2 separate regions of the Mus musculus genome follow, and region 2 is linked to region 1. Evidence: chromatin loops called from intact Hi-C (ENCODE). Cell type or tissue: left cerebral cortex. All regions are shown on one strand. Links, peaks and the distances in the headings refer to the core of each region. The heading gives the core; the rest is flanking DNA.

Region 1 (15,414 bases), core at 2,335-10,334:
CAACCTCTTTTCGGATCTCTCTTACTCTCCCTCTCCTTTCCAGGTTTTAAGGGAAGTCTCTCCTTCCCTTTAAGGCCCTTTCATGCTGGTTTTGAATAGGGTGCTGTTTATTTCTAAAACTGAATCAGCTCAAATCCCGATCATGCCCCTGAGGTCTTTTCTCCTAATAAAGCTCTTTTTAAATTCTTTATTCTGTTTTCTTTGAATGTCATACATGCATACTACACATTTAGATCATATCAACCCCTGACTCCCAACTTCCAACTCCTCCCAGATCCACCCTTCCCCAACATTAAGTCTTTTTTAAGAGCCCATCAAGTCTAATTTGCACTGCCCAAATACTAAAGGGGCCATTCCCGGGACTGTGGTTCACTTACCAGGAGCCACAACCTTAAAGGAGGCGGGGTCACCTCTCTCAGAAGTCTTCAGTTGGGGGTGGGGGCTCATGAGCCTCTCCAGGCTAAGGTGCAGACTGGCTTGATCTGCTACATGTCTCGTACAGGCGGGGACAGCTGCTGTGAGCTCATGAGTGGAGATATCCATGTGCAGAATATGCTGTTTGTGTCAATAAATCTCATTCTTGAAGGGTAATTAACTGTCAGTGTCCTTTGCACAAACTGACTGTGTGTTGTCAAAGGCCAGCTTCAACTGCGCTTGTCAGCCGAGGGCCGAGTGTGGAGTCAGAGATTAGTGACTCAGCAGACTTCTTCTGAGGGAGCAAAACTTAATTTTGGGGGGCTGGTGAGAAAGGGAGAAAATCACAGAGAGAGAAAGAGAGAGAGAGAAAGGGAGAGAGAGAGAGAAAGGGAGGTGGAGAGAGAGAGAGAGAGAGTCAGAGAGAGAGGGAGGGAGGGAGGGAGAGATTTGATGGATGAAGCAAGTTCCAACAAGCTCCTATAACTTCACAAATACACAGATAGACAGACAGACATATTGGATGGACAGAGCAAAGCTGCAACAACTTTATTTTTTTTTCCCCTTAGCCCTTTCATACCACCTAAGACAAAGTTTGTGTAAGAAGAAAATGAACTCATAACCACAAGTTCCTATTCGCTAAGAACAATGACCACAAAAACATATTCTTCAAAAACAGTTTTAAATCATTACACAAAAGGGAATCACAACGGGATTATTGGTTACGTATTCTTCTTTTGAAATTCATACCTAACTAAACATTTCCCATCTGTCTCTCCACAAGTTCATTGTAACCCCAAAGCGATAATTCTTTTGTCACTGATTAACAACGTTTAAGCAAGGTAGCCTGGAAGAGTCAGTCCTTTCCTAGGCTTGGCTGGTGAGGGTTTGTATTTACCAAGAAACATCGTCATCTAGCTTAAGTCTTACTTTGGAAGTCTTGATTAGCTAACCTGGCTAATCACCTGTTCTCTGTTCTTACATACACAATGAAATGACTTAACTCTTTGTTCCTGGCCTTCCTCTTCGTGGTGCACACCGAAACCCGTGGCCATATCCCCAGATCACAAGATCCAGGAGCTCAGACCCCAACCTGGAATGAATGTTTTCTTTGGATCATTACCTGTCCCCAGCCTACTTTTCTTGCTACTACAGTTAAGAGCTCACTATGCAGCTCTTGCTAGTCTATGAGGAAAGGGCACATTCTAGTCTTAATACTAACATTAAACTTTCCATCAACCACCCTAACTTCCCCAAAATCATTTAAACAAAAACTAGCTTTCTAAAACTAAATCAAACCAAGAATTCCATGAAACCATGAATTCATCTAAGCAGCATGAGCTCAAGAAAATTTATCTTCATGTTGATCTGCAGGAAACTTGCCCAACAGCGTGGGGATATCACACCCAGGAAGCAATCACACCAGGCTATAGGCAGTGAGGGCCCCCCCCCCCCACCACACACACACACTCACTCCATGCCAGGCCTATGAGGAAGGACAAACATGAGAAGACATGGCAGCAACCCTGAGACATGGCCCCTGGGTCCGTGTGTCTCCAGGGTATGCCCATTAGTGCTGAGCAGAACAGTGAGTCTTCTCCAGGAAGCTCACTTGCCCACTGCAGCTCTTTCTGCATGGCATCTTGCCAGTGTGTCTTGTTTCCTCCTTTTTCTTAGAGTTAATGAGCAATGATTCCCAGAGAGAAGCTGTGTCTTCGAGGGCTAATTAGACCTCGTGCTATGGAGAGGCTGAAATGGTGCAGGTCCCAAGGCTAATTACCATCTTTTGGGCTAGCTTCAGCCCCATGAACAGCTTTGCCCACCTCTTTGGAGGAACTAACATCCTAATAGGGAATGGCCTTTGGGAATCTATTAACATAGCAAACCACTTGCTTCCACCAACCAAAAGTTAAGTTTTCAGATAGCATCTATAGTCTCTAGAAGAGATTCCCCCATTTTGCTGGAACCACCTCCCTGAGGGTGGTGTCTTGGGTTACTGCTGCTGTGGCAAAACACCGTGAGCAAAAAGCAAGTTGGAGAGGAAAGGGTTTATTCAGCTTACACTGTTGAACCAGAAAGCCCTTCCTTGCAAGCCCCGAAAGACCAACCAAGAGCCGACTCTGATGTAATCCGGTCTCCTTATTTACACACCTGGGCTTACTCACTGCCAACCCACAGCATGGTTTGGTGAAGTAACCCTGAACTCTCCTCAGGACAAGGTTTGACAGGAGATGGCAAGCAAGGGCTGAGTGCTTCTAGCCTAGCAAGCATCTAACTGGGGGGGGGGGGGGGGGGGGGGGCGGTTACTGTGTCCTTTAACATAATTGGCTGGCACTGGGAGTCAAATCATAAACTTAACTTCTGTTTTCCTCCTGATTGGTGGAGTCTGAACACAAGATCTGGTCCCTCAACACTTCCACATTGCTGCTCATCACTGAAGAAGTCAGGACAGGAACTCACAGAGAACAGGAACTTGGAGGCAGGAGCTGATGCAGAGGCCATGAAGGGGTGCTTCTCACTGGTTTGCTCCCTGTGGCTTGCTCAGTATGCTTTCTTATAGAACCCAGGACCATCCGCCCAGGGATGACACCATCCACAATCCACTGGGCCTGCCCTTATTGATCACTAGTTGAGAAAATGCCTTACAGCTAGATCTCATGGAGGCATTTCCTCAATTGAGTCTCCTTCCTCTCTGATAACCCTATTTTTGTCTCAAGTTAACATAAAACCAGCCAGAGGTGGATATCAATGCGTTTATTACTTTCTTTATTTTGTTTCTATAAAATTCCCTGAAAAATGCTTCCACATCAGGAATGCGGGGGAGATCTATAGCTACAGTCATTCAAATTTGCTCGAGAATAATCCATTTCCCTTGTACTCTGAGTTGAAAGTTGTGTTGTGTCCGCATTAACAGAACAGCCACAGCCATGCAGGGTGCTCAGAGCTGGGGCACTGAGGTCTCCTCTCTCTAAATACCTTACTGGCTATATTGGCTGTACTCTCCCATCATGGCGGCATGAGCTGACATGGTGCCACCTTGTGAGGTGGTGTGCAGGAGGCAGCACAGGCCCAGTGACACAGCACTAGACTTCTGCAGAAGAGTCACCCTAACACACGCATAGCCATTCTGTGAGCGTTGATCTGATAAGCAGGAGGGCTGTTGACTAAGGAGCTGGAGCACAGACAGTGTGGACGTAAAGGGAAGACAGTGTGGACGTAAAGGAAAGACAGTGTGGACATAAAGGGAAGACAGTGTGGACATAAAGGGAAAATCCTATCCAGGCAGGAAGAAGCGGGGCTCCTTCACATTTCATCACGTCACTCAAGGCAGTATGCAACTTAAAACCTACACGAAATGGTTTACTTCTGGACTTTTCCATATGAGGTTCTTGAACTGCAGTAGACTGTGGGTAGCTGAACACAGAGCAAGCTAAACCACAAAGTTGGGGCCATGATAACATAGGCTAGGGTATCTAGCTTGATGGCACATCCTTAGGGCATGATGTCAATGATAAATGGCAAAAAGCATCATTTCCAACATGGGTGTTTGGTCCAGTCCACACACTCCCTCCCTCATTCGTTTTGGTCCCCCAGGCCCGGCATCCCATGTACTCCAGCACAAACTCTGTCTCGGAAGAGCATAGCATCTGGGAAGAATAGAAGTAACACAGCCATCAGTCACACAAAACGAGGCTCCGTAGCAGGAGATTAACACGCTCCTGGCTGTGTGGTGCTGGGGATCCTGCAACTTCCCTGCGCCTGGGGTTTCTTGCCAAGAAAGTTGAATTGTTGAGAGTATCAGGAGGCTGGAGAGATGTCTCAGGGCTTGAGAACACTGACAGCTCTTCCAGAGGACCAACATTTGATTTTCACCACCCACATGGTGGCTCATGACCATCTGTAACCTGAGTTCCAGGGTCATCAAAGCCCTCTTCTGATTCTTGTGGGCACTGCACATACATGGTACACAGATATAAAACAGTATGATTAAATCTAATAAAATTTTTTAAACACCACAAAAGAGGGCTAATAAGAAGACTCAGCTGCTTAAGGCATTTACTGCCAAGCCTGACATCCTGAATTTGATTCCTTAGGATCCTCACAGTAGAAGAAGAGGAAAAAATTCATAAAAGTTGTGCATCATGGCACACAAGTGCACCTCTCCCTCTCTTTCTCCCTCTCCCTCTTCCTCTCCCCATCCCCTTTCCTCCTCTCCTCCTCCCTCTCCCTCTTCCATCTCTGTAAATAAATAAATGTAATAAAAATACATACATACATGCATACATACATACATACATACAAGGATACTCTACAGAGAGCTAAAGAAACACAAACCCACTGGGTGGTGGACTTAGTGACCCTAGGCTATATTCTCAGAACTCTGAAAAGAGAGGCAAGACGATCAGGAATTCAAGGCCAGTCACAGGTACACACTGAATTTGAGGCTAGCCTGAGCTACGTGAGATCAGGTTTAAAAACTTAGTAAATTGAAGCATAAAGTCAAGAAAACAGACTCGCCCTTGGGAGGTTTAGCAGCTGGATAGAAAGAAGGTTTTAGTGTTGTTAAAAGCATCCAAAATGCATGGTTGAAATTCTGTCTAGAAAGACATGTAAAATTCACACTCTTTTTTTAAACTTTCAAATGTTTCTTATAGCTTTTTATAAGATATGCTTTTGGCCTGAATCTGTCATCCATAGGCAGACATTAGCATTTCCTGGAAGGGCAGACTGGGAACGTAAAAGAAGACAATGCAAAATAAACCAGATTGACCAGAATTTGTTTTAACGGTCCACGTATGTCAGAAAGGCTTCCAGAACGTGCAGACTCATAGCTGAGGAATGGCTAGAGGGTAGAGGCTCTGGGTACATGACTTTCAATTCACTGAGCAAAATCCATATGGAACAACAGAACTGTGTTTGCCATTCACCAGGCAGGGCGTCACATGTGGAGATGGATAAATCCCTGCTGTGCAGGGTGCTATCCCTTGAGACAAGATGCTTAGTGGCATCTTTAGCTCCTCCTCCTTGAGATGCCAGCAGTATTCACATCAAGCTACATAGGCAGGAATGTCCCCAAATATCACCAAGTCTTACCTGGTGAGGGGGCAGGGAGGTGGGACTCAGTTCCACTGCCCAAGGCAAGAGATAAAAAGATCACAAAAAGATCACAGCCTCTTCTCTCTCTCTCTCTCTCTCTCTCTCTCTCTCTCTCTCTCTCTCTCTCTCTCTCTCTCTCTCTCTCTCCTCTCTCCTTTCTGCCTAAAAAAAGCTGCCATCTTATCGAAAGGAGTATATATATATATATATATATCATATTATAGATTGTATATATGGTTTATTCTAAACTCGTTTATGTCATGATTTTTTTTTTGTCTATGTGTACATTTCACATTTAAAAAACAAAACAAAAACCCTTGCATTGCACAGGGATTAGCTATGGAGAACTAGAGACCAGCTTCCAAGTTTGAATCATTATCAAGCACTTAGTAAGTGTGTGATTTATGGCCTGTCATTTTTCCATCTCACCTACCTAAAAGAGAACCATATGCCAAAAGATTGCCAGAAATGGGCTAGAGAGATGGCTCGGCCAGCGGAAGCTCCTGCCATGCATGCCTGGTGAACTGAGTGCAACCTCTGGAACCCACACAAAGGCAGAAGGAGAGAACCGACTCCACAGGTCAGGCACTGCGGCACACCCCCCTCCCCCAACACACACGCCACCCCCCAAAAAAGACTGAGGTGGTGGTGGTGGTGGTGCACACCTTTGATCCCCAGGCTCAAGAGGCGGGGGCAGGCAAATTTCTGTGAGTTCAAGACCATCCTGATCCCTCTATGCAGCAACTTCCAGGCCAGCCAGGACTAGGTAGTAAGGCTCTGACTTAAAAACAAACAAACAAAGCTGGGAGTGGTGCACTTGGGAGGCAGAGGCAGGCAGATTTCTGAGTTCGAGGCCAGCCTGATCTACAAAGTGAGTTCCAGGACAGCCAGGGCTACACAGAGAAACCCTGTCTCGAAAAACCAAAACAAACCAACCAACCAAACAAACAAACAAACAAAACAAAACAATAGCAAATTATTGAAAGCATCTTTAAAAAAATCAAAGATTGACAAGCACAACCTGTAACATGTGGGCAGAATTCAGACAGCTTGCTCATCATACACCAGCAGTTGATTCCCAGGGGGGCGCAGAAAGGTCCCTTGAAGGCGGTGACAAGTTGTGCACAGTGTGCTTGACACACAATAAACTCTGCAAAGGAGGAGGGGCTGGATTTGTAAAACATCACCTGCTGCGTTCTCATCCCCTAGGATGCTGTAAGTGCCAACCGAGCACAGTGGTGTTGAGACAGAAAATGTGTAAGAGCTCCCGGTACCAGCGTAAAGCTGTCAGGAGGGATAACTGACTGCCAGTCACCAAGATCTTTCCTGTCCACGACTCTGAACAGAAGGCAGCTCAGGCAAAGGGGTGCAGACTCTGAGATCCTCACACACTTTGTCTCTCACCACTGGTGCCATCGATATCTTCAGGCTTGCTGAGGAGCTGGGATGTTACTAGCCCAAGCTGAGAGGAAAGAGAATGAGGTGGGCACGGATAAAGCTACACTCAGACGCTCGCCCACTCCCGCCATCTGTTGTTTATGTTCTGGCTTCATTGAACACCGTGAGGATGAAGGACAGAAGGAACAAGAACAGAAATCTGACTTCAAGTACTCAGAATTTGGGGTTCTGTGTGGAGCACTGTCTCTCAACCCCAGAACAACTGCGCATGACACTTCCCTATGCCTGGACTTCCTGACCCAACAGCAGGGATGGAAGCAAAAAGGGGATGAAGGAGCCACCACAGAGCCAGAGTTGAGGTTTCTTGGTGTGTTTTGGTCCACCTGAAGTTCTTTATTGGAATGCTAAGGGTCCTTTTGCCTGGATTCAAACCTTAGCCTCATGCCTGTTAGCTGTATGCCTTAAATATATTAGGTTCTCCATGGGTGTTCAAGGAAAAGAGGAAGACATGAATGTAAGTTTTCTCCTCCCCCCGCCCTCTTCAAACGCTCCTGTGAGGTCAGGAGAACAACAGGAGGCCATCCTTGAAGTGACTGACTCTGTCAGGTGAGGAAGGACCAATCTTTCCTTTCCTCTTCTTTGAAATGGGATTATGGGGTGGGGCTTCCTTTGCAATTGTTGCTGCTAGGTCACTGTAGAGCAAATCTTGGCCACCATTGGCCGCCATTGCAACCTCTCCACTTCAATCCACTTCTCCAAGCAAAATGCAGACCACAAAACCATCATCACAAGCTGCTCCCATGCTGATTACAGGCGAAGTCTACCATGGTCCAGATAGTCTTCTGGGCCTAGCACAAAATGGCGGTCTCCGTTTACCAGCAGGGTCTCTCCTTCTCTGACCTCTACCTGTAGACCATCTCATAGCCTAAGATTACAGGATCAACTTTCTTCCTCCCAGTATGAGCCTGGTAAGCTAGCACCTGAGATTCCTGGAATGCCTCTCTGTGCTAATGAGGTGTTTCCCAGTATCTTAAGCCTTCAGGCATGACTTTTGCCCACCCTGGATGTTCTTACCCCCTGAGTCCTCAAAACTATATAATCACCCCAGTAAAGTTAATCTGCTTCCTCACAGCTGGCTCCAGTGTTGTCATTACCGTAAGTAATCACAGGGTTTCTGAATGCCCCTCTATCATCTCTGCTCCATTTGCCCTCGGGGTCTAATGTCAGCCAACAATCGCTAGGGACCGGGAGAGTCACAGCAAGCCAGTATCACCAAGAATGACTAAATCCTTGATACCGCATAATATGAAGCCCATGTCTAAATTTTTCTCATCTTTAAAAAAAAATTTTTAATTGTACTTAAAGTGTGTGTGTGTAACTGTGTGTGAGAGTGTGTGTATGTGTCCGTGTGTGTGTGTGTGTATGTGAGTATGTGTATGTATAAGTGTGTGTGTATGTATGTGTGTGTATGTGTGTGCATGTGTGTGTATAAGTGTGTGTATATGTGTGTGTGAGTGTGTGTGTCTGTGTATATCTGTGTATGTGTGTGTATGTGTGAGTGTGTATGTGTGTGTCTGTGTATGTGTATATATGAGTGTGTGTGTGTGAGTGTGTGTATGTGTGTGAGTGTGTGTGAGTGAGTGTGTGTATGTGTGAGTGTGTATGTGTGTGTGTGTATGTGTGTGTGAGTGTGTATGTGTGAGTGTGTATGTGTGTGTGAGTGTGTGTGTGTGTGTGTATGTGTGTGTGTTGCATCAGAGGACAATCTGCTGGAGTTGACTCTTTCCATTGTGAGTTCTGGAGACTGAGCTCCAGTCTTCGGGCTTGGTGGCTTGGTGGCTTGGTGGCTTGGTGGCTTGGTGGCAAGTGCCTTTGCTTCTGAGCCGTCTCTTTGCCCCTTGCTTAGCTGTCTCTCACACTTTGTAGTCTTATTGCTCTAAATGTCCTGTTTGACAAAATTAGTGAGCTGGCAGCTTTGTGTCATTCTCACAGAGCAGAAAGAACATGGGGAAGAAGAGCACCTACCTCATGTTTTGAAATCCAGGATTATAGATGCTGGGCCCCAGAACCTGCAGCCTTGCCTTACAGATGCGCTGGACCTCAAGGCCTTCTATGATAATGCATTGTAGCCAAGGACATTTGCCTTCCATCTCAGGTCTTAGAAAAATCTGGAGAGCCATAGGCATGCGTGCTTCCTGCACCACTCGCTGCCTTTGAGCACAGCTCCTGCCTCACAGACACTGGTTGCTAAGTTAACTTACCCAACAAGTACCAATGAGTACTTACCACAGCCTGGTACTGTTATGGGTTAAACAAAGGACTCACTTAAGAGCCTTTCCTCACTGAGTACCAGTGAGGAAAGTGCTTGTTGCACAAGCATGAAAACCTGAGTTCAAATCCCAGCACCTACATAAAAACAGCAAGTGTGGCGGTGCGAGCCCATATTCCCAGTGGGGAAGCAGAGATAGCTTGACCAGCCTAACCCAACCAGAGAGCTCCAGGCTCAGTGGAGATCAATTGAGGAAGACACCTGACACTCACCTCTGGTCTCTACACACATTCTGCAATGTATGTCCATAGGCACAAACCCATATACACACACATGCACCCCAAACATCCATACATGAGAAGATCCTTGATTCTATAGAACTTAGATGCTGATGGAAACAGAGAAAACAATGAGTTCGTGTGTGTGTCAGGCAGCGACACAAAGCCAGGGATGTGGTTGGACGGTGACCGTGGAATGGAGCTGAGATGAGGCCAGGGAGTGAGCCCTGTGGTTCAGAGGGCATCCCAGGCAGGACATACTGCTGGCATTTAGTCCAGACTCTGCCCCACAGCTACCTGGCAACACTATAAAAGGGGCTGCTTGCCCCCTCCCCTCTCTCTTGCTCTCCTACTCCCATTCCTTACCTTCTTTCCCCATTCCCCTCCCCACTCTCCATGAGCTCATGGCTGGCCTCTACTCCTCTACTCTCTCTCTCTCTCTCTCTCTCTCTCTCTCTCTCTCTCTCTCTCTCTCTCTCTGCCTTTCTCTGTCTCTCCTCCCTCAACTCCTCTTTCTGTAACCCGAATAAACTCTATTCTATACTATGGCTGCTCCCTCAGGGGAAGGGATGCCTCAGCATGGGCTGCAGAGGCACCCCCTGCCCCCACACCTGACTACACCTCCACCACACCCTTTTCCCTGTATCTTTCTATAAAACACAACACATACCACATGTTGAAACTCTACAGTGGGAGAAAGAGAGGGAGTTCAAGGAAGGGGGGGGGGACTTGGTGGCAGGAGAGAGCACAAGAGGGGAGGGAGCTAGTGATGACTTCAGACAGGGAGGCAGGGGCATACCATCTGGAATGGGCTAGCAAGCCCCTCCTTACTGAACCAGGCAGTAATATTTAGACTCTCTAAGTCCTTTGGCCTTCATCAAAATTACTCAATACTGCCATCACAGAGGGAAGCATTGCCATAGGTAATATGTAAATGAGTGGGCATAGTTATACTGCAATAAAACCTCATTTATGGGAGCAGGTGAGATTTGGCTCAGTCTCCTGCCCTGTGATCTAGGGTTTTATAAGACCTGGTAATTAGCATGGATTTAATTAGAAGCACAGTTAGAAGCCACTTGAGAATTTTGAGCAGGAGAACAATATAATTTAATTTACTTTTTAATATGACCATGGCTGTTCTTCATGCACTGTAGAAAAGCAGGCTCAGAGGCCAGGAGACAAGCAGGACACACAGGAAGCTGTGATGGTTGATTCTGATTGACGACTTCATGGGACTTAGGATCATACCAGTGGTGGGTCTATTTGAGTTCCCAGAAATGTTTAACTGAGGAGGAAAGGTCTGCCCTCTGTGGGTGACACCATCCCATGGACTGGATCCCACAATTAATAAAGAAGGGAAAGTGAGTGGAGCGCCACAGTGCATCTTTCCCAACTAGAGACGCAATGTGAGCAGCTGTCTCCAGCTCCTGCCGCCATGATGGACTGGAACCTTAAGCCACGAAGCAGAATAAGCCCTTCGTTTTCAAGCCGCTTCTGTCAAACTTTGTCACAAGAACAGGAAAATAACTGGTACAAAAGTTAGGTATGTCCCAGGCAAGAGAAGGTGTAGCTTTGACAAGATGGCGGTGCATAGCATTGTGAAGAGCTGACGCGGCCAAGAACATACATAGCATTGGTTAAAGATCAAACGTGGGCTGTTGGAGAAAGAGTGACTGTCTTCTTGTCAAAGACATGCGTGCCAACTTCTGGGATGTCACCGAGAGACTGCCAGAGTTTGTTAGAAGAGAAACTTGGAGTGGCAACCCCCCCCCCCCCCCCCCCACACACACACACACACGTAGTTCCATTGCCAGGGAGGCTGAGACAGGCAGACCCCTGGTGCACACTGGCCCACCAGCCCAGCCTAGTCTGCAGGTTGTAGGTCGGTTGAGAGATCACGTAGGTTGAGAGATCATGTCTCACAACGCACCGTTAGTGTCATCAGAGAAGGAACGTTACCAACGCAGACACAGTGTACCTGGGTGCGCGCATGCGCAAATGTGATGTGTTTAGTGAGCTTGAGCCAATGACTTCCTGACGTACACAGCTAAATTATCTGAGGTTTTTTTGTTTTTGTTTTTTTTTTTAAACCCCTCTGTTTCTTGAGTATCATCCTGAGATTAAAGACTTTGGAGAGAAAGCAGAAGTTTCAGTGGCTCACTGTAGGAGTCCCATCTTTGCTGCTCTGTCTCAGGCTTTTCGCCCCGCCCCCGCCCCCCCCCCCCGCCGCCCGCCCCATTTTCCAGGGTGGTTTTCAGGGCACCATGTATAGTGATAGGAGGAAAGCCATGAACACCCAGCCCCACCCTATCCCCCTTCCTGGTTCCTGCTTAGTGGCCCCATTCTATAATGGTTTCTGAGCACTGTCTGCCTGTTACCTCCCCTCCCTCCCTCCCTTCCTTCCTTCCTTTCTTCTTTAATTCATTTTAGCTGGGAATGACTTTGCAATTCCTAACGTCTCTTTGACATTTTAAGCTCAGTTAAGGGTTTTCCTTAAACTTTAATGCATTTCATCGGAAGGATAAAATAAAGCAATCTTGCCAGCTTTTATGAATAATTAGTGACTCAGAAAAGAGCCTCGAGTTAGTGGGGAATTTGGTGAAGTGACAAAAATATGCTCAAGTCTATAGTTTGATGCTCTTTAAAGAATTCATCACAGACTAATAATAGGGTGTGTCAAAGGGACCCGTCAGGCTGACAGGAAAATTGTTTTTCGGGAAACAAAGTCGGTGTGGCATTTATAGCAGCCCCTCTGGAGGTTTGCAGAACAAGAAAAAGAGGAAATTTAATTCCATTATTTTCCTGTGCCCAATAAGTGATGAAGCCTAGAAGAAAGATCAGTGTGCTGGCACATGCACTTGTGCGCATGAGAACACACACACACACACACACACACACACACACACACACACACTCACACACATTCAGAAAGGGGGACACATTTTCTTTTACTCTCTAACATAGAGAGGAATGAGTCGCTTCTAACCACTCTTACCCTTTCCTTGAAAAGTCTGATTTTGAATAAAGTAAAAAAAATCGCACTAAATACCATAGTGGGAAATGGGGCCGGGGAGTAGGGTGGGGAAGGCTCTCGAAAACCGTTTATGTGACATGCTGTCGTGAGGATTTCAGACCTGGGTTGGGGATGGAGGGAGTCAGTGCCCCTACCCTCTCTTCCTCAGGCCCAGTTCTTCTCTGTGAAGCCGTTCCCCCTGGAGAAACGATGAGCTTGTGGGGCTTCCTAACAGACCATGAGTGAGCGTTTTCAGGCATGGGTGACCCCCAAAGAATCCACACTGAAAAGTCTACACCAAGTATAGATGATGGCTGCTAAAGCCAGCATGGAGGATGGCTTCTTCCCCATGTCTTTTTAGGTGGGTCCTCTCCCTCTGGTCACCCTCAGTCTGTCTTCCCTAGCCCCGCCTGAGACATAAACGCCATATGCAATTAGGGCAAAATTGGGAGGAACAGTTGTATATACTTGGGTCAGGGTCCAGTTACCTCCCACCCCCTTCCTCTCGGAGATAGTCCACAGGTCCAGCTGAGATGATGTTTCTCCAGCGGAGGCAGCAGATCTGATGGAGAGGGTGACCTTTTGGCTCCAAGGATGATTCTGTACAATGCATACTCATCCCTCTGACACCACCTCTCTCTGTCTAACTACACACATCAGTCTTGTCATGGGACAACTTGGCCTTCCCTCAGCCACTTGGTAGGTCCATGTCACTTCTCTTCCATTTACCCTGAAGATGTTTTCCACGTAAAAAAGCTGTAAAGCGGACCCTGCCCCTGCAAAGGCACGCCGGGGAGGTGGTTAAAGAAGTATGAGGACGGGAGTTCTGATCTCCAGAAAGCATCTAAGTGCCAAGCAGACAGGTGGCTGCCTGTCCAGTACAGGAGACAGACGCAGGAGATCTGGAAGTGAGCTAGACCGGACAAATCGGTGAGTTCTGGGTTCGAATGAGAGATTCTGCCTCAGTAGAAGGTGGACCAACCACGGTCCAGGAAAACACTCAATGTCAGCCTCTGGCCTCTGCAGGCACACACATGTGCAGTGCACTCATGTTCACCTATACACATTACAAACACACATATAGATATTTAAAAATAAATTAATTAAAAGTCACCTCTTCAGTAGGCAAATTCCCAGCTGCTACTTTGTCTATTCCTAAAAAAATAACCAGGAGTCTCCAAATATATAAAATCCTTTACAAATGAAGTAAATACCAAGCTTGTGGGTTTTGTTTTGTTTTGTTTTGTTTTGTTTTCTCAAATAGAGAGAAAAAAATTAGTTTTGTTATCTAGAAAGAGAAAAAAAAACAATTTAGTTTGGAAAATAATAGTACCTATGAATGAAAAAACGATTTTTTAAATCCCCAAAAATACTTGCCTGATAGGTTGGAGTCTCTCTGTCTGCTAAGAGTCCCCTTAGCAAAGGTACTGGACAGACTTACGGATGGTGTTTCCATCCTGTGCCCAGCGCTCCTTGGTGCGATCCCCCTGGGTCAGCCTCTTAGGGTTGAACTTAGTGGCTTGCTTTTAGTCAACCGCCCATGGTGGAGGTAATAGATGCCAAGGTTTTTTTTTTAGATTAGGTGACAGAAATCTGTGGCTTCCATATTTTTATACTCTCCCTTCTCCCTCTCCCCCCGCCCTGCCCCCGTCCCCTACCCTTCTTCCCCTTCCTTCTACTCCCCCTCCCTCTCTCTACTCTCTGTCATAGGACAGACCAATGCAGAGTGCCCTGTTAGCAAGCTCTAGGGTGAGTCTTCTGAACCTGACAATGCTCACAGCAACGGGCTCTGTCTGGAGACTACGCTGTCTACTTAGAAGCGAGAGATAGCCACAGCCTAGCAGATGCCTTGACCAGCAGCATCTTGTGAGAGTCAGAGAAGAGCACGCCCAGCTCGCCAGTTCCCAGAGACTGACCTACAAGGAGCCTGCTGACTTTTCTTGATCCCAGCTGCCAAAATTCAGGGAGATTTGTCTGAGCCTCCATAGTTAAGGGATGCAAGAAGTCGCCAAACCCCCGCTGTGACGTCTAAGTTGTGTCTGCCGTACAAAGGCTCCAACTAGGACCGGTAGGAAGCTCAGGTGTGAATGTTCACAATCACTCCCAGTGTGATCGGATGTTGCTAAGGTGTTCATTTTCCTCGGATGCCAAGGACTGATCTCATTGTTGAGATAGAAACGTGGAAGAAAGGAAGCTGTAAAGACACTTGAAAGGTTAAACAAGGAAGCTATAGACAATTAGAAAGTCAACATTTCTGCAAGAGGCATATTCCCATGAAAAGCAATCCTTACATACACATATACGCATAAGTCTGGCTTCCTGCTTTAGTCTGGGTTCGGTGTGGAGTAGAGCTCATGACCCAGGCTTAAGCAAGCAAACCACTCTATCTCCTTAATAATCGACAGACTTGTGGACAAGTGACCCGAGCTGGTCCAATCAGAACGAATCTCTAGTTTCTCCAGGAAGACAGTTGTTTTGAATGCTTGCACCCAAATTGATAAGCAGATGTGGCCACCAAGGCCATCTCTCCATGATGACAGAAGAACTCGGAAGAAGCCCCTGGGTTCTGATGCTTGTCATCTAGGAATGAAGCCAGAAAGCTGACGGGGGAGGCTTGCAATCTCTGCCACCAGCACGAGGTCTAGCCCCTCCCTGCATGGTTGGTTATGCGTGGCAGTAAAATTCCTTCTGAGTTTTGGCCAGCACAAGGAGAAAATTCTGCCTGGTTGTTTGCCTAGATCACATTCAAGTGTCTTCATATCTTCAAGACCTTTAAGAGGACAGCTATTCCACTGGTCAGATACCTTGAAGAGTCCCATTAACACCTCCTAGCATCTCGATTATAGCAGGAGATGCTGTTGGCAGCCAATGCAGAGATGAAAGAATACCCACTAAGATAACCATGGTAGCAACAGCCAGGCATGGAGCAGCGGCTGTGCACTGGG
Region 2 (15,414 bases), core at 4,578-12,577, 47 kb before region 1:
AATGGGCTACAGGGCATTTTCCTAATTATTGATGTGGAAGGTCCCAGCCTACTGTGGGTGGGGCCATCCCTGGCCTGGCGGTTCTGGGTTGTCTAAGAAAACAGAATGAGCAAGCCATGGGGAGCAAGCCAGTAAGCAGCATCCCTCCACTCCATGGCCTCTGCATCAGCTCCTGCCTCCAGGTTCCTGCCCTATTTGAGTTCCTGTCCTGACTCCCTTTGATGATGAACAGTGATGTGCAAGTGAAAGCCAGATACACTGTTTCCTCCCCCGACTTGCTTTGGTCATGGTGCTTCATCACGGGATTAGTATCCCTAAGACAGAGGGTTAGACTTTATTAAAGCATAATTGCATGTGTGTCTGTGTGTATGTGCATACCCATGTGTACAGGTGGCTCCAGAGGCCAGAAGGCAGCACTGGATCCCCATGAAGACAGAGTTACAGGTTGTTATGAGGCATGCAGTCTAAGTGCTGGGAGCTGAGCTCTGCTCCTCTGCAAGAATACAGGTTGTTCACTTCTGAGCCATCTCTCCAGCCCGAGTTCATTGTTGGCTTTTAAAATGACTTTACATTTATTTATTATTTCTTTGTGCACATACTGTGGCTGTTTCTCACTGAACCATTCCATCGGTCCCCTTTCAGCTGCTACAGCAGCTTTGGTACAAGGGTGTAGTTGTTTGTTGGCTAGCACTGGCCTTCTCAAGCTTTGGCTCTTCTTTCTGCATAGGCTAAAAGCTGGGGCATAGAAGGTCTACTGGCCAGGGCACCTAAGTTGAAAACTGTTTCTCTGTTTTCCTCTACCTTAAACAAAATAGCTTCTTTCCTTGAATTAATATTAAAATGTGGATAAGCCAAAATTGTGGAGATGAGAATAAAAAATTAAGAGTAATGACCAGAATAAAACAAGAGCTAGACAAAGGGGCTCAGTTTTCTTTTAGTGTGACAGTATGACAGCAACACCACAGTAGGTATTACATCCTGGAACATATATACTTAGTTTGGGGTGTGTGTGTGTGTGTGTGTGTGTGTGTGTGTGTGTATGCACACGAATGCAGGTGCCCCTGGAGGACAGAAGAGGGCGCTAGATCATCCTCTCATTTTATCCTTTTACCTTTTCTTCTACTTTATAACTTATCTTGATAATCACTGATTGCCTAGTTAAAAATTGCAGAGCTAAGAGCTCCTTTTTTGTAATTTTCTTTCTTTCTTACCGATAAGGTGATTTCTGATAAGATGAAAGATATTCATTGAATCATAATCCACAATGGTTACTTTTAAAATATAAGCATGACTCAAATCAAGCAGTGTCAAGTTGTTAATTTCCGTCTCTTCTGCCCACATGTGATCTAATTAAATAGTCTGAGGCATGACTCGTACTAGAGAAAATACAAAATGCAAATAATTGCTGACATCGTGGGCAGTCTAAAATAACTACATCAGGAAGCTTGCATATCAAATTACTTCCGGACTCATGAGAGATCATCATATCTGAGAGGACTCTGGGATCACACAGATCTAATTGCTGTAGTTATATTTGAATGAAATTGCAAAGAGAAAAAAAGAACTATTTCTTTTGTTTGATGCTTGGAAATCCTTTGATGTGAAATTTGGGGATATATTTTAAAAGCTCTAAAAAAAGACACACTTTTTTTCTTCACACAGCAGATCCAAAACAATGAACGACTTCCCCATCATGCATCTGGCACTTTTTTGATGGGAAGGATGCAGAACAAGGTAGAGAAGGTTCCTAAACACCTTATTTTTACAGTAATGGAGTGATTAAATTTTTATTCTTTTTTGTATGTATGTGTCAAGGCTGGAAAATGACATCAGGCATCTTCTACAGTTACCTCTCCATCTCATCACAGTTTTAAATGTTCTATGTTCAGTGCTTGAGTGTTTTGACTGTGTGTGCACATCTGCAACCCCTGCACTCCTATGGCAAGATGGGAAACAGAAACAGGAGAACCCCAGAAGCTCAGGGGCCAGCGTAGTCTGGCACACACAGCAACAAACAGGAGATGCTGTCTCAAACAAGCTGGAAGATGAAGACAAACACTCAAGTTGTCTGTGGCCTACATGTGCCCAGACTTACACACACAACCACACACACTGCCCCCCGACACACACACCAAATTTACCAGAAACTGAATAGAATAAATTAACAAAGTATGTTCTACCACAGCTGGGGAAACCGATGTCAGATGTGCTAACTCAAGATATGCTCAGAATCCATAGTTTTGGAGGCTTTAGCCCAATCTTCTCTGAGCATTGGTCCAGGCTAATAGTAGCCATCAAATTCCTGGAAACTTTGGCTTGTAGTCATAGCACAATAGTCTGACTCCATCTCCACACACTGCCTTCCCCCTGGGTTTTCCCCTATGTATCCCCTCCTCCTAATAAAGATGTATCAGTCAGTAGACTTAGGGCTGACTCTAATCAGGTAGGATCTATTCTAATTACATTTGCAAAAGCTCCATTTCTAAATAGGGCTGCAAGATGGTGTTCCAAGTTCTGGGGTTATAATGTGCAATTCACTAGAGGGAAACACTGATAATGATGATAGGTCATAGATAGAAGGAGATCGATAGATGATAGACATACACAGACAGATGGGTTTTGCCTAGAGCAAAGCGATCTTTCATGGCTCCTCCTTATACAACCCAAAAGGCTAAGATGGCAGGCACTCACAGTCATGAAAAATGAACCTAGGACAGAGGCTCTGCGTTTGTTCTTTCATACTAAGAAGGTTGACGATGTGGGCCCTCACTGGCAGACAGACATCTGTGGAGCTATACAAAGCAGAAAAGGCTTTTTATTAAGAATTTAGGAAGTGTTCCCAAGAGGAAAAGCCATCAGACTTCCTTCTCTAGGGTTCCCTTGAGGCCACAGCAGAAAGCGGGCACAGGCTGGGGTCATCTCTATTGAGATCAGCTAACTCTCTAGGCTGCCATGAGCCAATCCAATGGAGGAGTCACACACTCTGTGTATGTCCCTTGGCCCAACCAGGTAGGTGGGCATGTGTTACCCACCCAGGTGGGAGCAGCTGCAGCCCCCCCTCTGTCCATCTGTGCTTTGTGAGCTCCTGATCTTGACTGCTGGCTAGCCTCTCCGTGTCAGCCGGGGCTGGCCTTACCCGCTAAGCCTTACAGGTGTTTTTCTGGCTGTTAATTATGCCGAGTACCCTCTGTTCTCAGATTCACATGACTGATCAGCGTGTAGCTTTTCCCTTGGTAGAGAAATCACTTATGCCAGCCTCCAAGATGTAGCTGCATTCTTTCTCGGTTACCTCAAGTTTAGTTCCCTGTCTGTGGAGTGTTCTTGTTGTAGCTACTTGTTAGGAGACTTTCCTGTGTGTAATTTACTCTCTTAGCAATTATATGCCTCAGAAGCAAGGATACACGGAAGGACAGCGGTACCTTCCACATAGTAATCAAGGGCTTTGGAGAGAGAGGAGCCTGCCTAGGGTCACTGGCTCACCGTTTTTTCTTCATCTTATCTCTTTGGCTTAGTCATCTTAGGTCCAGCTACAGGTCCTCTTATTCATCTTCCCTAGTGCCGCAAACTTTGCATTTTAACCTTTAACCCTTTTTTTTTAGCACCACCCTTAAAGACATAAGTTAACATGAGGGTTGCAGCATGGGCTCCTAGCCACCTCCTTATTTCTCGTAGAAGATGAGGATATTAGTGCCCACAGGAGGGTGATATGGGATACACAGGAAGCCAAGGGGGAAGGCTGCAGAAGAAACCAATCCTGCTGACACCTGCACTATAGACTCCCAGCCTCTAGCATTGTGGGAAAATAAATTATTGATTAAGCCACTCAGACTGTGGCCCTTTATTATGGCAGCTGTGGTGATGGAACAAGATACAGAAATACATTTCCTAAGAGGAGTGTAGACTGGAGCTGAGAGGGGGAGACTCACAGACTGCCTTATCTATCGTCATGGTATTCCACACAGAGCTCTGAGGGTAAGGACTGGCACGAGAAGGAGGCATTTATTCTCTCCCTGAAAGCCTTTTTATTGTTTTTAGAATTGTTTTAAATTTTTATTCCTGCGCATGTGTGCATCTGTGTGTGAGTATGTGTGCCTGTGTGTGTGTATGTTTGTGAGTGTATGTGCAAGTGTGTGTGTGTGTGCATGTGTGAGTATGTGTGCATGTGTGAATGCATGTGTGTGTGTACAGGTGTGAATGTGTGTGTAGGTGTGAGTGTGTGTGCAGGTGTGAGTGTGTGTGCAGGTGTGAGTGTTTGTGCAGGTGTGAGTGTGTGCATGTGTGAGTGCATATGCAGGTATGAGTATGATACAGGTGGAAACCATAAGAGGATGTCAGGGTTCTTGGACCAGGAGTTACAGCTGATTGTGAGCCACCCATGTGGGTGCCAATAACCAAACCCCAATCCTCAGTAGGAGGACCAGAAAACATTTGTAACAAGTGAGCCATCTCCCAAGCCCTGTAAGCCCCTTCTTTTACTGCTAAAAGAAAATTCAGCAACTTCCAAAACATTCTTTCGTGTTATAGCTGCAATTGTGATTAAGTTTGGGGAAGAGTTGCATATTTGGCACGTTCTAGCAGCGCTGGCTGTTAAGTTCCTGGTGTTGCACGAATGGCCTGGAACATATCTCTTCCTTTAAAATGTCATTATAATAAAAAATGTGCATCGTTCAGAAGTTTCAACAGTTTACATGCCACCAAGATTTAATGGTAGTTAATACTTTGGTGTATCTTAACTCTTTGTGTTTTTAAGAGGAAATAGCATTTGTCTCGTTCCTTATTTCCCATGCCTTCTCTGTCCCTGCAGAGAAACCGTTACTGCTGCATAAAGCTTTTAGGTTTGTGCTCTCTTGCCCTATGTGTATGATTCTCTCTTCTTTATGAGGGAACAAGCAGTGCATGTGTGAGCATCTGCATGTGCATGTGTGCATGTGTGTGTGCGTGAGCGGTTTCCCCTCAGTGGCCGTACTATATCTTGCTATGAGTGTAGGACTTGCGTAGATTTGACGAGGCTTATTCGGCTGTGAATGGATCATGGTTTACTCAGTAGTCTCCCTGTTGATAAGAAATGAGGTTGTCTTGCTTTCTCAGCTGTGACAAACAGCTGTGGTAATGACCGTTTCTGCATTTGTCACTCCCTGTGCGCACAATGTGTGCACACAGTGGTCTCTTGGTTGCTTTCCTGGACTCGCTTCAGAAACCCTCCCTCCAGCTGCATCTGAGACCTTGACCTTTACTGCTCCAAGTCTCCCCCAGAGACACCGTCAACCCTATGCTGAACCTACTGATATGGGCTAAATAGAGACAGTGACATCTACTTTTTTGTGACTTCAGCTCAAATTTGAATTCAGATCTCCAGATGCTGGGAGGCATGCATCATTTAACACAAAACTATATCAAAAGGTTGGTACTAGTCCCCGGGTAAACCAGTTGATCATACGAGAAGGAGAAGGCCACCTATTCATCCCGTTAATCATTCCATTGCTCAGGGGAAAATTTTTGTTTTGTACGTCTGTCAGCTGCTCTCAGGAGGAGTCATGAATTCTGGATCCACGAGCAAAGACAAACAGGGCAAGGAAAGAAACTAAGCTATAAGAACTTCAGAATTTCCCACCGAGTTCTACATGCTGTCTCCCGTTAAACAAGTGTCAGGTTACCAGTAATGTTTTTAGACTATATTGTAGTGTGCGTGTAACATTTCAGTGTTTTTATCTTTGTGCTCGTGTGTGTGTGTGTGTGTGTGTGTGTGTGTGTACGCAAGTATTTGTGCGTGTGTGTGTGTGCATATATGTGTGTACAAGCTAGCAGTAGGCCTTAGGTGTCATGCTTTAGGTGTCACCCACCTTGATTCTTGGGACAGGCTCTTCACTGGGACTTGGAGCTTACCTAATAGATTAGGCTGGCTCCCCAGTAAATCCTGGGGAAACTTGCCATCCCTGTCTCCCCACTGTTGGTATTACTAGTGTGTGCCATCATGCCTGGATGCAGGTCCTCCAACTTACAGACTAAGCTGCCTCCAGTCCAGGGCTCTCACTCTTGAAGGACAAGTGGGCCCATCACAGTCACACAGTGATGTGATCAGGCACCTGTGCACATCAGTCACTTATTAGAATAACATCTGACTATGATTATATCACTTATCACGTGACAGCTAGAGATGCTCACTTCATAGGTTACTTTATTGAATATTCAAAACATCTAATACAAGACCAATTGCTGTCTCCAGTTCAGAGAGGAAGATATTGATATCCAGAAAGGTTCAGTAGTTCATTCATACACACATAGGAAAACTGGGCTGGAATCCTGGTCTATCTGACTCAGGACTACTTGCCCAACATGACTTTCCTAGGGATGGTACCTCCCACAGTGGATCAGGGTCTCCCACATCAACTACCATCAAGACAATCCCCCTACAGACACACTCATCTGATACTGGTATCAGCTTCCCTTCTGAGGTAGCTCCGGTCAAGTTGACGGTTAAAGCTAATTAAATCATCTGTCCACTCATCAACTGGCTATTTCTGGCAAACACATCCTAATACCAGTCCTTAAAGTCCTCCTGATTTTATCTATGGGAAAGTTCACACGCTCCCAGGGAAACAAGCCAGAAAATGATCTTGACAGGGAACGCTTGTCTAGCTTCTGATTCTTAATTTAACAAGAACAATGCAGAAGGTGAGGTCAGGGCCAGAAAATATCGCCACAGTGTGCTGAGGTAGAGGTTGACATATTCTCCACAAGCAGGAGTTGGAAAACAAGTTGTGATTTTCTGGGCTCTTGATCATCTTCCTGGTGCCAGGAAACTGTACGTGTTTTTTTAAGCACCATAAAGTGTCTCCCTCTCCCCCTTGGCACATGGGAAATGTCATCACACAAATGATCTAACTACACACAATGACACCACAGAGACTGGGATTTATATTCACGAGGAATGCACAGACACGTAACTCATGAGCAATGCTGACAGAATGAGTAATCAGAGGGTCTCAGCGGACCGTAGATCAGGCCTGAATCTCCCATATATTTAGTGCATTGTGGAGTTATACAACTTTCCGTCATAGGAATTGTCATTGGGTAGATTGCATCCTGGGCTTGTAACTACTGGACTATGGGGGCCTCGTTTTATGGACAGGCAAGTAATCTGTACTTTATTATTAATAAACACAGTTCCGGCCATAGTTCTGTGGTGACCTGGGTGTTTATAGCCTGATGGATGTGACTTATGGAGCATTCTAGATTTCAGGAGGACATTTTCCAACCTCGGGAGAATATGGTCCAGTGGACACGCCCTGTGTGAATACAACCTCCAGCCTCTTGCATGGAGTTTATTAAGATGCCATCAAGACAGTCACTGCCCCTCCAGACTCAGTGCTGCCCTAGCATTTGGAAGGAAGATAAACAGTCGAGTAACTTATACTGGTGTCACTCAGAAGCCAGGGCCTTACATCTCACCTCTAAGTGCAGAGCCATTGAATGAACTAGCAAAAGGCACAGACAGACAAACTGCTTTATCAATAAACCATTAAGCCGCTTTCTCGAATTTAAAACTTCACTGGCAGCTTTGACGGCATATCTTTTACCTGTTCCTATTCATTCCGGTTCTTCTGTGTATTCTGTCCTCTGCTCCTGGGGACTTAATGGCACACCCTCAATAATAATTTAATATGTAGCTTTAATTTTAATTAAAAATCAGTGAAAATATTAAAAAAAAAACTCCCAACAAGTGCACACAGGAGATGGCTGCTCCTTGTGTTTAATTATCCAACCATTAGGCAGTAAAGGAGAATCACTCTCTGCCTGTGCAGTGCAATTAGGAAGAAGTGTCTGCGATCGGACGAGGGAGCTGGACAATTCCAAATTAGATTTTTGAAAAGAAGCTGGGGAGGCAGCTCTAAATTAGTTTTTCGAGAAGAAAATTGACAGTTAATATGTATGCTAATTGATGTCATACGTTTCCTAGGTATGTTCTTTGGTTGCTTGTGAAAATGTCCAAAGGATGCTTCTTGCATGTCCCTTTTAACACGAGTGAGGGTGGAACCGGGTGGGCTGGGGGCTCTGTTTCTATCTCCTTTGGAATTTTAGAGTATGTCCTCCCCCTCCCCCTCCCCCTCCCCCCTCCCTCCCTCCCTCCTTTTCTCCCTCCCTAAGGAGAGCTGTTCAGCCCCAGGAATTAATAGCCAGTGTGGGGGCAACCTGGTCTACAAATGAAAATATTCCAGGGCTCATGGTCAGTTTAACAGTTTGTGGTATCACTGGTTGCCATTCTCACAACTGAGCAACTTAAGTGCTGTGATTTCCCCCTCTGCAGACAGAGATGAGCATTCGCTGAAGCTGCACATTGTCAATGCGCCTTTACATACGTAGGGAATGAAAAAAAAAATCCTGGCTTGGGTATATAATGCTGCAAGGCCTTCAACTGCTCTGTGCTCCCTAGTGTGCCCCTCTGTGACAACAAGATGGGAACGGTCTCTAAAGCCTGTGACATACTCTGTTGACACCTACCTCTTCTTATCAAGCGTTGAAAAGGATGTCATCAAGGATGTCATCTATGGAAGAGAGAGGTTACTGACGTGTAAAAAGTTACTTCAGTCTCTGTCCCTGACTCTTTAGCCTGCTTTGGGGACATTTTCCCTCTAGCTGGGTAGCCTCATGGGGATGTGCCTGGTCTCACTGTAATTTGATATGCCATGTTTGGTTGACATCCCAGAGCAGTCTGCCCTTTCCTGAAGGGAAGGAAAGAAGAGTGGATCAGGGTGAGAAGGGGTGTTGGAGGCGGAGCAGGGGGTGTGGACGGACTGGGAGGAGAGGAGGGAGGGGAAATGATCAGCCTGATGTAATATATTTGAGAATTTTTTTTAAAAAGTTAGTTCACTCTTAATATTTTCTGCACTTGTATGTATGTGGGAGTAAGTATGCAAGTGTGCCTGTGTAAACGGCTGAGCTTACACCAAGAGTCTTCAAGTGCTCATTACCTTATTCATTGACCCAGGGGCTCTCAACGGAGCCCTGAGCTCATGGATATAGCTAGCCTAGCCGAGGACCCTCAGTGGAACTCTGAGCTCGTGGATATAGCTAGCCTAGCTATCCAGCCAGCTCTGACTCTGCCTTCACCCCGAAGGATGGAATTACTGTCGTGTTCCATGCCCACTTGACATTTGAGTGATTTCCGAGGAAGAAAACCCTGGCCCTCGCCTTTATACAACAAGCACTTTATCCACTGAGCCATCTTCGCAGCCTACGCATTCAGAAGGAATATAAATATCCACTTGACACCTACTCTTACCCACTCCAAGCACCCGCGAAAGAGATGCGTGTCATCAGCTAGACATCCTGAATGCTCTGCCGTTTCCCGTGGAGCTGTTTTTCTGACATATGCATCACAGAATCTTATTCCAAAATGTGATCTTTCTGGGCTTAAAATATTTTATTGATTTATCTACTCCTAAGCAACAAAAGGCGTACAGGAAAGCTGTCAAGTTTTAGCTTAAATATCTGTGACCATACCCCCTCAATATTAAAACAGTTCACCCAATTGTTTAGAATAACTACAACTGTTACTGTCTATCTGTGAGCAGACAATCAATGTGCTTCATTAGCATTCTCCTTTCTGCCCCCTTGCCTCCTGACTTCCTTGGCCCATGACCTAAGTTCTGGCCTGAAAATACACTCCTGTGACCACACCAGTCTCTTCTCATCAGATTGAGCATTTAAGTCTATCTGAACTCCTTAGGAAAATATAAGAGGCATTCAGGAGAGGAACCTGTCTCCTCTTCTTATTCCTGTATCCCAAGAGTGGTGTGAGCCACGGAAATATTAGCACCTATTTGTAGAATGCTCAAAAGAATGGATGTGAACATCAAATGAGAGGAAACTTGGGCTGATTGATTCAAAATCACAATTAGTGTGAAGCAAAGCTTTGTTTTATTGTATGAATATTGAATTGTATTTTACAGCCTTATTTTATTGTATGTATATGTGATCCCTGAGTGTTTCTATCTATGCAAAAATGCATATGGATGTCTGTGGAGGTCAGAAGAGGGTGTTAGACCCCCTGGAGGTAGTTACAGGTAGCCATGAGCTGGGATCCAAACACCATTCATCTAGAAGAACAGCCAGTGCTCTTAACCGCTGAGCCATCTCTCCAGCCCATTTCAAAGCTTAATTACTCTAATACAAGGTAAACTCAAGGATGTATTGTGGCAGCAAATGGGAAGATTTACGGTACGTGAATAATCACATATTTTGATAGCGTTCCTACCTACCAGCTGTGTGTACAGGATGTGCAAAAATTCCTTTCATAGATAGTTTAACAGATCATAGAAAATGCCTCACAGACTGTGTTTCAAATGTTAAGTGGAAGCATGCTTTTTAAAGATAGTTCAGTAGTAAACAACATAACCAAAAATTTAAGAACAGCAGTAATCTACCCTCTTCCCTGGAAAACAAAATCGCTCTCCTGATGCTCACCAACTGGAACACCGAGTTCACATTGAGAATGCACACAGACCGCACATTGACAGTGCACACGGACTGTACATTGACAGTGCACACAGACCGCACATTGACAGTGCACACAGACTGTACATTGACAGTGCACACAGACTGTACATTGACAGTGTACACGGACTGCACATTGACAGTGCACACAGACTGCACATTGACAGTGCACACGGACTGCACGCTGACAGTGCACATAGACTGTACATTGTCAGTGCACACAGACTGTACATTGACAGTGCACACGGACTGCACGTTGACAGTGCACACGGACTGCACAGTGACCGTGCACACGGACTGCACAGTGACAGTGCACATGGACTGCACAGTGACAGTGCACATGGACTGCAAGTTGACAGTGTGTTCTAGACCAATGTTCTGCTGTGGTTTGTTTTATCCCCCATGCTAGAGTTCCCAGCCAACGTGTCTCTGTGGACAGGAAGCTTTTGCTTCTAATTAGCCCATGGGTTCTGTGGTGACTCCCAGTCAGTAAAAAAAAAAAAAAAAAAAAATCTCAGGATAAGTAACTTGGTCAGAGACAACTAAGCAGTGTGTTTGCCCTTGTTTGCTTGGTTTATCCCTTACTAAGTTAATGGTCATCAAAACTGTGATGTCTGCAAACCGACTTCACAAGACACAGGCAGGTCACTAGGCAGCCTTCAAGAAAATCTGTAATAATGCTCACTTCCGGGCTCTCAGAAGTCGTCTTTGGAGAGGTCCCTGCCTCCCCGGGTGCCCTTGGTTTGAGCTACTGGCCCTGCTGCTTCAGGCAAAGCCATCCAGTGGGGAGCTGCAGACCCAGCTACCTTGGCTTTACCACCTCTGTGCCAACTGTACTCACATTCTCAGCCTCTACCTCCCCTGGGATGGAGCTGAGGCATCGCCCACACACCAGCCACAGCAGGCCCAAAGACGGAGGGACTACAGCAGAGCCGGAAGCAGGTAATATCTGTTGGGGCAGGGCTGGCGCCATGGTGAACTGTGCCTGGCTCGCTGGTTTCATTTCTATCCAGTGGGCAAGCGCTGCTTGGGAACCAAGTGCCTTGGGCCTTGGGCATGGCTGGGAAGCGTGGTGAGGAGCAAGCCACGGTCATGCTTTCAGGACTGACTTTTATATGATCAGCATCTGGGCAAACCTTTAAATCCCCATTGTTAGGACAGCCCAAAACAGGGTGTGAACCCCAGCAGGAGGGAAAACAAAAAAACAAAAAAACAAACAAAAAAAAAACCAGATTAAGCCAGGGTGTGGCTTTTGAAGCCAGGGACACTGTGGCCAGTAGCTTTCTCTCTCAAATCATGCTTTCTGGGCAAACATGAACCATAGTGTCCTGAACAGCCTGTAGAAAGTCTTTCACCCACATTGAGGAAGTGAGGCTGTCTACCAGCACCCAGCACCCAACACCACAGGAGCGAAGCTTCTGTCACGGAGTCATCAGGAAGTAGGGTCCCGGGTGATATCTATAGTGAACTCAGGAGAGACCTCAGCCAGAAGGACCAGTCTGGCTGCTTCTAAATCCCTGAGTCAAGACTCCCTGAGAGGGGGCTAGGGCGACAAATCAGCAGTTAAAGCGCACTCGGACGGACAGACGGATGGACGCTGCCCTTCCAGAGGACCCAGGCACTCACACGGGGACTCACAACCATCTGTAACTCCAGTCCCAAGGGATCTGATGTCCTCTCATGACCTCTGTGGGCTCAGACACATATATGGTACACATATTGCACATGTGCTGGCAAAACATTCATACACATACGTTTTAAAATAAAATTAAAAAAAAAAACCCTAGGAGATAATGTTTCTTGTTGTTCCGTCAGGATGTTGGGGTATTTTAATGTCACAGGGACATTGTCTTAGTCGCTGGACTATTGCTGTGAGGACACACCGTGACCACAGCAACCCTCTCAAGAGAAAACATTCGCGTGGGACTTGCTTACACTTTCAGAGTTAGTCCACTGTCTTCATGGTAGGAAGCATGGTGGCACTCAGGCAGGCATGGGGCTGGGGCCGTAGCTGAAAACTTCTATCTGATCCTCATGTTGGAGGCAGAGAGAGAGAGAGAGAGAGAGAGCAAGCCTGTGATTGGGCCTGGTGTGGGCTTTTGAAACCTCAAAGCTCACCCCTACTGACACACCTTCTCCAACAAGACCACCTCCTAACCCTTTCCCAAATAGCTTAACTGGTGACATTCAAACCTAAGAGGCAATGGGAGCCATCCTTATTCAAACCACCAGACATGTGTTAAGCATCTTAAATCATCCCACACACACGTGTGTGAGCACACACACACACACACACACACACACACACACACACACAGTTCCCTAGGGTATGTGGACCAAATTCTAATCTATAATGACAAAACAGTTGAGTCTCCCAAATGGAATAACTTCAGTCCTAACCATTTCATTTCAAAGCGAGAGAGGTGGCTCAGTAGGTAAAGTGCTTGCTTTGCAAGCATGAGGGCCTGAGTTCAATCCCCAGGACCCAAATAAAAATAAAAAAGTGGGACGGCCCAGTGGTGTGTGTCGCTGAGAGGCCAAGACAGGCAGATCCCTGGGGAACACTGCAGGGCAGAATAGCCTAGTTGGTGAATTCCAGGTTCAATGGAAAACTCTAACTCAAAAAAAAAAAACAAGCAAAAATTACCATGGAGAGCAGCTCCTAAGGAATGGCACTGTAGTTGTTCTCTGAACCTACACACATGCACACACACTACATACCACACACATGTTCGTGTACACACACATACACATTACAAGTTCTCTAACACACACACACACACATGCACACACACTACATACCACACACACATGTTCATGTACACACATACACATTACAAGTTCTCTGAACCTACACAAATGCACACACACTACATACCACACACACATGTTCATGTACACACATACACATTACAAGTTCTCTAACACACACACACACATGCACACACACTACATACCACACACACATGTTCATGTACACACATACACATTACAAGTTCTCTAACACACACACACACATGCACACACACTACATACCACACACACATGTTCATGTACACACATACACATTACAAGTTCTCTGAACCTACACACATGCACACACACTACATACCACACACACACATGTTCATGTACACACATACACATTACAAGTTCTCTAACACACACACACACATGCACACACACTACATACCACACACACACATGTTCATGTACACACATACACATTACAAGTTCTCTGAACCTACACACATGCACACACACTACATACCACACACACATGTTCATGTACACACACATACACATTACAAGTTCTCTAACCTACACACACACACACACATGCACACACACTACATACCACACACAGACACACACATGTTCATGTACACACACATTCACACACACACATGTACATACACACATGCACACACACTACATACCACACACATACACACACACACATGTTCATGTACACACACATACACATTACAAGTTCTCTAACCTACACACACACACACACACGCACACACACTACATACCACACACAGACACACACATGTTCGTGTACACACACATTCACACACACACATGTACACACACACATGCACACACATAGAACCAAAGAATGTTGTTTATGAAATATTTCAAGACAGTAACACCAGAAGCTACAGAATAAATTGGTCCTGAAAAGTCGGGCTTGCTTTGGTTGGTGTCTTAATTCCCAGGTATGACTTGAAATAAATGCATTCTCTTGACCTATTTATTTAATCATCTGTAAAAACACACAGGCTAAAAGTCAATATTTCAGAAAAACCCATGTAACCGTTTGCAGTTCACACACAGGGATTAGCTCTGTCTAGGTAACGCTGACCTTCAGAGCAGGGTCTGTTGCTGGAAAGGAGTGATCTGCTTCACCGTGATACTGTTTTGAATTCTTCAGGTTGCAAGGCACTAGCATTACAGGGTGAGTGGGAGGCAGGCTGTGTTCACCACCTGCTTGCGTTTTCCTCCTGTGCACTACGAACAGTGGATAAACGCTAATTGCCATTGTGGGTCTGTACTGAGCGGACGGGGCTGCTCTTGGAGAGCAGTAAAGTCCAACAGGACTGGAAATTAATTGGTTAATTAAAGCCCCTGGCATTGGACTTCTTTACCTTTCTGTCCAAGCAAAGGCTTAAAAGATAACCAAAGCAGTTCTGCCACGCTATCATCCCTATAGGAAAATCCAGGAACAAATGGCGCCCATAAAGCTGACTTCGGTTAACATAAGCATTGGGGTCACCTCAGATTCAGCTATCATTATGGCGTTAGGAATGTCTGCAAGCAGGAAAGAGATGATAATTCAGAGAAGCCAGATCTAAATGTTCAACTTTGCCAGGAAAGTCATTTTTTAAACATTAGATCTGATTGCAGCTCTGAGCGCCCAGGGTGTTTCTGAGGTGTTTCTGCTTGCAGCCTGCCTCTGCCGTACTTTCTTCTTTGTTTAGGCTTGCATTTTAAAGTCACTATTCCCTATTCTCCTTGAAATTTTCAACAAGTTAAGTGCTTCTTTTAAAACTCATGATGGGGTTGGAGAGATGGCTTAGCGGTTGAGAGGGCTCTAACCCTGAATTCGGCTCCCAGCACCCAAGCTGGGAAGCCAACAATCACCTGTGTTCCGGCTCTGACACTCCCTTCTGGCCTCCACAGGCATAAGCATGCACACAAATACAAACATGCATGCACATACACACACATAAAATAAAAATTTTGACCTTATTATTGTTTAAGCAGCTTCTCCTCTACCAAGAAAAGTGGCTACTCCGAGAAAGTTTTTTGGCAAACAGCTTTATTTCTCCCTCTCGTATAATGCCATGCATGTGTGTGTGCGCACATGTGCACAGGCGTGTATGTATGTACACATGTGTGCATGTGCACTCT

The links. Peaks named below come from ENCODE experiments on the same cell type or tissue, not always from the same donor. Only the 100,000 strongest peaks of a DNase experiment are listed, where the experiment ranks them.
Region 2: a loop joins it to region 1, with 3 times the contacts of the local background. A loop is called at or near these places in 24 of 42 quality-filtered maps.

Annotation. Positions count from the first base shown.
Region 1 is chr2:170,530,983-170,546,396 of GRCm38, reverse strand. No RefSeq gene overlaps it. Among named protein-coding and RNA genes, the nearest start is that of Gm40001, 19 kb to the left of the region's middle. In left cerebral cortex, for the core only: no CTCF peak of the experiment used is centred there; DNase peaks (open chromatin) are centred at 5,308 and 7,016.
Region 2 is chr2:170,580,110-170,595,523 of GRCm38, reverse strand. All of the region lies in intron 1 of 4930470P17Rik (RIKEN cDNA 4930470P17 gene), which reads left to right. It overlaps Gm14637 (predicted gene 14637), which reads right to left. Exons shown (of 3, transcript NR_166525.1): 3 at 15,306-15,414. Among named protein-coding and RNA genes, the nearest start is that of Gm14637, 12 kb to the right of the region's middle. In left cerebral cortex, for the core only: no CTCF peak of the experiment used is centred there; DNase peaks (open chromatin) are centred at 6,822 and 9,264.